Linked DNA regions of Homo sapiens: region 1 is linked to region 2. A link is a loop called in an ENCODE intact Hi-C map of the cell type or tissue named here. Cell type or tissue: endothelial cell of umbilical vein. All regions are shown on one strand. Each heading gives the region's core, and the rest is flanking DNA. Links, peaks and the distances in the headings are about the cores only. Region 1 overlaps LINC02037 (long intergenic non-protein coding RNA 2037). Region 2 has its middle 5.4 kb from the start of HES1.

What was found. A loop is a pair of places that touch in the nucleus more often than their neighbours do. Peaks named below come from ENCODE experiments on the same cell type or tissue, not always from the same donor. Only the 100,000 strongest peaks of a DNase experiment are listed, where the experiment ranks them.
Region 1: a loop joins it to region 2, with 6 times the contacts of the local background. A loop is called at or near these places in 37 of 110 quality-filtered maps.

Annotation. Positions count from the first base shown.
Region 1 is chr3:194,254,326-194,257,230 of GRCh38, reverse strand. LINC02037 (long intergenic non-protein coding RNA 2037) reads right to left here. Exons shown (of 4, transcript NR_125402.1): 3 at 1,875-2,000; 4 at 1-46. Among named protein-coding and RNA genes, the nearest start is that of LINC02036, 5.6 kb to the right of the region's middle. RefSeq lists a silencer at 1,442-1,491. In endothelial cell of umbilical vein, for the core only: no CTCF peak of the experiment used is centred there; a DNase peak (open chromatin) is centred at 1,750; H3K27ac peaks cover 1,852 bases.
Region 2 is chr3:194,140,089-194,142,993 of GRCh38, reverse strand. No RefSeq gene overlaps it. Among named protein-coding and RNA genes, the nearest start is that of HES1, 5.4 kb to the right of the region's middle. RefSeq lists silencers at 1,110-1,529, 1,620-1,689 and an enhancer at 1,322-2,316. In endothelial cell of umbilical vein, for the core only: no CTCF peak of the experiment used is centred there; DNase peaks (open chromatin) are centred at 823, 1,383, 1,513 and 2,323; H3K4me3 peaks cover 436 bases; H3K27ac peaks cover 2,311 bases.

The sequences.
Region 1 (2,905 bases), core at 280-2,779, 110 kb before region 2:
GAGTACCTTGAGGTGTGGAAAGTGAAGATCTGCTCCTCTTCCGCCTCTGTGACAGGAGGCGGGGTCAGAGGCGGGATCAGAGGTGGGGTTGTACTTTTCACCTATTTTGGGGTTCTTCTAAATTAGGAAGACTGGATGCTGGGTAGTTAAAAAACAACATGTGTCCACAACTGTTATAAATATAATATTCTCAAGTGAGAAAAACACCAAAACTTTGTCCCACCAAAGAATACCAATGTTAGGCAATGACACAGGGAGGCAGCAGCCTGTGAAAGACAGGAGATAGGCATTTCAGAAAAGACTGAGGACCTTTCTAGAGGAATGTGTTCCGTTCTGACTGTCTCTCAGAGAGATGGAAGCAAGTTGAGTGGGGGTGGAGACCAATGGAGGATGAGGTGTTTCTAACAACCAGAAATGCCCACCACTAAATGGAGTGATTCAGAAGGTTGAGACCTCTTCACACCTGGAAGTCTTTGCACTGGGACATTGTCAAAGGGAGCAGACCCCCTCAGGCATAGGAGGCCCTAAGGCTGTACTGTCCATGACAGAAGCCGTTAGCCACACTGCACTCTGAGCACATATTGAAATGATCATCTGCTCTATTGAACTAAGTAAAATGTATTACTATAATTAATTTTTCCTGCTTCTATTTGTTAATATTGTTGCTAGGGAATTTACAGTCACCTGTGTGGCTTCATTATATTTCTGCTGGGCTGCTAGAAGGTCTCTTCTGGCTCTGAGATGTCTCCATCCCTAAACCTGCTGCCATCCCTCCCTTCAGGGCTGCACCAGGTGTCCATATGGTGGGGCTCTAGGAAACCGGATGAATAACAACACCCTTTCTTCTTTCAGAGTCCAGAACCAACTGAGAGAAAGTGTCCCCTTTCTTGGCAAATTGGAGGAAAATGCAGCTTGAGGTACGGCCAGGCAGGCTTGCTAATACATCACACCTGGGACAGATAAGCTTTATTATCTGCTAGGGCCTGGCGCAGATGGCCAGCTGCGGACCTCCCCCAGGACGGAGCCCAGCACAGAAGGCCGCCTTCTGCTCCAAGAGGCAGAGGGATCGAGCCCCACAGGTGCGGGTTTTCTCCCAAACTCATGAGTTACACAAATCATCCTGCTCTTGGGGAGAAGCGAGGTTGGGAGTAATGTCGAGGTTTCTCCCAGGGACACCAGTGTAAGGAGGAGTGTGAGGGGATACAGACTTAGATTTTCTCAGCCTTAAACCTCCAGAAATAGTCCAGTGTCCAGCATGATGAGATTCAGGGAAACTGGGGCTGGCCTTTGGGCAACTTACTCCACCTGTTTAAGCTCTATCTTCTGACTGGTGCTAGGAGCACCCACATGGGCACAGAATGTGACGATGCCTAGAAACACGCATCACCTTGCTCAGTGCAGGCTCAGTGCTCAACACAGAGCAGCTACTGTTTCTTCCCCTACTGCTAGCACTCAGTGTGAACTGTGTATCACATGGAGCAAACTGCGGGGCGGGGCCGGGGTTCGCCTATCTCTTACTGGTCTTGTGTCTAAGACCAGTTATAGAATTGTGGGATTTCAGAGCCGTTAGAGATCCCAGATACCATCTCGTCATGTGGCAGATTAAGTAACTGGTCTGTAAGCGAGGAAGGGAGGCGACAGTCAGGAAGAGGGCCGTATGGGGGTGGTAAGTGACACGTGCAACCTCTCCACCCGCCCCCACCCCGTCACCACACTTCCTGGACCTAGTAATTCAGGAAGGCAGTCTGTCTGACCAAAAGGCAGGAAGTCCGCCGGGCCCACTCCCATCCTGGTGGCGTGGCGGCTGGGCTCTGTTCTCAGGCTGCTAGCACCGTACTCCCAGTGGGCATGTCAGGCAAGTCCTGGCTGCTCACCTCAGTTCTAGAATCTGCCACATTCAGAGTCTATTTCTTAGTTGTTTCTGCTTTCCTCATATGTTATATCACTGGGACACCCTCAGGTCATCTCAGGTTCCAGTGGAGCCGTCCCAGACCCAGCATCTGAAAAGAGATAAAGAGATATTTTTGTGATTCTTTTTAAGATACTTTTTCCATTTACTTTATTGTTTTTGAAATGGAAAATATTAAGTTGAATATTTTAATGCAAATCTATTTGTGAATCCAATTATGTGATACTTAATTTTTTTTATTTTTAAAAATAAAATAATCAGTGATACATTTAATAGGGTATGTATTACAAAAATTATATATATATATATATATATATATTTTTTTTTTTTTTTGAGACAGAATCTTGCTCTGTTGCCCAGGCTGGAGTGCGGTGGTGTGATCTCGGCTCACTGTAACCTCCGCCTCCCAGGTTCAAGCGATTCTCCTGCCTCAGCCTCCCGAGTAACTGTGGCTACAGGCATGCACGACCAAGCCCCGCTAATTTTTTTTGTATTTTTAGTAGAGACCGGGTTTCACCATGTCAGTCAGGCTGGTCTTGGACTCTTGACCTCAAATGATTCGCCTGCCTTGGCTTCCCAAAGTGTTGGGATTACAGGTGTGAGCCACCTCGTCTGGCTTACAAGATTAGTTTTTATCTTAAAATAAATTGAACAAGGCCAAAATTTGACTTGCAGTTAACCAGAAGTGTGAAGTATTTATGCCGTGGAATCCACGCCTCTGTCTATTGTCGTTTCTCTAATATTCTTTCTGTATACACAAAATACATCCTAATCATGACTCAAGATAGATCTATTCCTTGGAGAGTGATAGAGATGATGACAAGGAATAAAGAATTTTCTGTTTGGAGAGAAACATAGATGGATGAGCTTGAGTTTGCTTGCAGTTCCTCTTCACAGCACAAATGGGGAGCAGCATCAGAGCTGGACTCAGAGACCAGGGTTCTTATCTCAGCTTTGCCACCATTAAACTGGAGATCTGGGGCAAGTCACTTCCCT
Region 2 (2,905 bases), core at 270-2,769:
TCTCGATCTCCTGACCTTGTGATCCACCCGCCTTGGCCTCCCAAAGTGCTGGGATTACAGGCGTGAGCCACCGCGCCCAGCAGTGCTGTTCTTGTGTGGAAGCTGTCTTGTCTACCAGATAGCTTTATAGTTACAGAGACCATGCCTTTCTTCTCCCTTTATTCCCATAGTGCCTGGTTCAATAATTATCAAATGAATGCATGAAATTCAGAAACTAAGGAAGAAGCAGTGGTCCTTTCACCTAGGGCCTGGTGCAATTACAAGCAGATCCTGCCATCGCTGGGCAAAGGCCGGGACTGGCTTTCTTGTCTGGTGAACGTCCCTCACTGTGGTTAAGAATCCGAAGAGCTGACAGCACTATTCTAAATGCTTTAAGTGCATGTACTCATTTCATCTTCTCAACCCTGTGAAGCACTACCCTGACGAGCCCTAAGTTACAAATGAGATACAGAGTTACAAAATTGAGGCAGGGAGTTCAGTAATTTCCCTCGGGCTCAAAACCTAAGCCAAGCCGCCAGGAGCCAGACCACGTGCTTCTAACCCCTGGGCTGTATTGCATTTAAGCCAACCACTGCGGCAGGGCTTATCCCTCTTTTTCTTTTTTTGACCTCTAAGCCAATTTGTATATTTGAAAACTTAGATACCACACCATGGTAAACATACTGACATCTCCCCAGACTGGACGTATATATGTTCATCTCCGCGTTTTCCCTCACCCTTCTGCTTCTAACCCTTCCTGTTGAACTCATCTTTCACCTCTCGGCTTCAAGTGCCAACTCTGAAAAACCTCCCCGGCCTGGTTTCCTCTCATCAGAATTAATCTCTCTGTTCTAGGTGCCCTTTGTTTAAACTTCAGTTTTGGCACTTAGCACATCAAACCTGGGATGAGTCACGAGGGTGTTTGTGGATCTCCCCGGCTACACAGGGAGCTCGGTGCGGCGGAGGCTGGTGGGAATTGGGCCTGCTGAGCACTCAGTAGGCGCTCAGGGTTTTCAGAAATGAGGATTTTTTTTTTAGGCGTCCAGGGTTGCTGTCTGGTGGCAAGGTCTTTTTTGGGACGGCTCTGTGGGCTGGGATGGCCTCACCCCGCCGCTCTGCCCACTCCTGCCCCGGCGTGGCCTGCCGCCTGGCAGGGCTCTGCGGGCCGCGAGGGCCTCTAGTGCCCCGGCCCTGGCCTCGGCCCAGTTTCCCCAGCTACTAAATGCGGCCCGGAGCTACCGGGGGAACTGGAAAAACACTGGCAGGCGGCCCCACCCCCAGGCCCGGCGGGGCCGCGCGGCCGCCTTCCTGCGGCCTAGGCCTGCTGCTTGGGAGGCGCTGGGGCCCGGGGCGGGGGAAGCGGGGGCGGCGGCCTGCCTGTCAGCGGGAGCGGGCGCGGGCTCGTGTGTCAGCGCCGCCCGCCCGCCCGCCCGCCGGGCCTCCCGGCCTCCCGCCGCCGCCGCCGCCGCCGCCCGCTCCCCCCGCGGCCTGGCAGGCTGCCGGCTGCACAGGCGGGGGTTCGCGCCGTTCTCACGACCTCTCAGGTTGCCTGAGCTCATCTGGGAGCTATTCATTTCCTGCCAGAAAGCAGCCGGGCCTGCTAAGCGAACCACCTTGGCCGCAGGGCCGCCAGGGCTGGCCCGGCGTGGCCGCCCTGGCCGGCTCCCGCCCGGGCGGAGGGCCCCGGGCGGCCTCCCTGGAACCCCCGGGCCGCCCCGGCGGGCGCGCGGCGGGGGCAGCCCGTCCGCCCATCTGGTTGCACTTAGGAGCCGGGGAGGAAGCTAGGAGCGGGTTGTTACCGGCCAACGGGTGTGGGAAAAGTTAATTGACTTTAATGACAGGTTTCCCGGGACGGTGGTGACGACGAGGGGGTCCAACGAAACCCCAGGGTCCCCATTCCAGAAACGCGTGGGGTGGGACGGGGCGCGAGGAGGGGCGAGCCTCCGGAGTCGCGCTTCTGCGCTTGGAGAGGGCTCTCGTGTTGACCGAAGAGCACCCCCACCCCCTTCCAGTTCGGCGCCTTTCCCGCTCCGGATGCTGCTGGAGACGGCGGGGGGCCGGGGCCCCGGAAGGGCTCCATTGAGAGGCTAATGCGCGCGGCAGCCGGGGCCCGCGGCCCGCATCCGGACGCAGTTTGGAGTCGTGCCTTATCTCCCCGAGCGATCAGCACTGCTGGGGGCCGGCGAGAGGGGCTGCTGGTGTGCCCGAGGCCGTATAATTAGGCCAGGCCTGAGGGACCCCCAGGGAGGCAACATCATTGAAGTCGTTTTTGAAGTTTCGCCTCTCCCTCAGCTACTTACTCCAGAAACAGCCAAAGTGCAGGAGGGTACAGCGTCTTAGAAATAAGTCCATTCATTTTCCAGACTTGGAAATGACCCAGAGAAGGGAAATGACTTATCCAAGGTGACACAGTGAATTTGGTGGCATAGCTGGGCAGGAACTGGAAAGTGCCCTTTCCGGTTTGGAGCCTAGTGGGGTCTCCACCTTCTCCCCTTACTGTAACAAAGAAAAAATCCTCGTGGAATAGTCTAAACCTAGCTTTCAGGGGGAAAAAAAGTGCTCTTTTCAAATCACCAATTAAAAAAAAGAAAAAAACGTATTTGTGTTTTTCCTTTGATTTAGTCCCCTCCCTAGGAAGATATCTATGTACTTTCGGTGATATTAATACAAATGCACTTTTAAAATTGTTCCCCTTCAACATAGGGACATTGAATTTTCAACTGGTGTTGAGATTTTTTTTTCCTGTGAATTTTAAAGACATCGATGTAAAAGGAATTCCTTGTGTAAAAATAAGACATTGAGGTCTGATTTTTTCTACCAGGACTGTTAAGGGGCTCCTAGTGGACCCAGAGGACAGGCTTACCAAATGAAACACTGGTGCTTGAGTTGGGTGTCTTAATGGACGATTGTTATTTTGTTTGTGTTT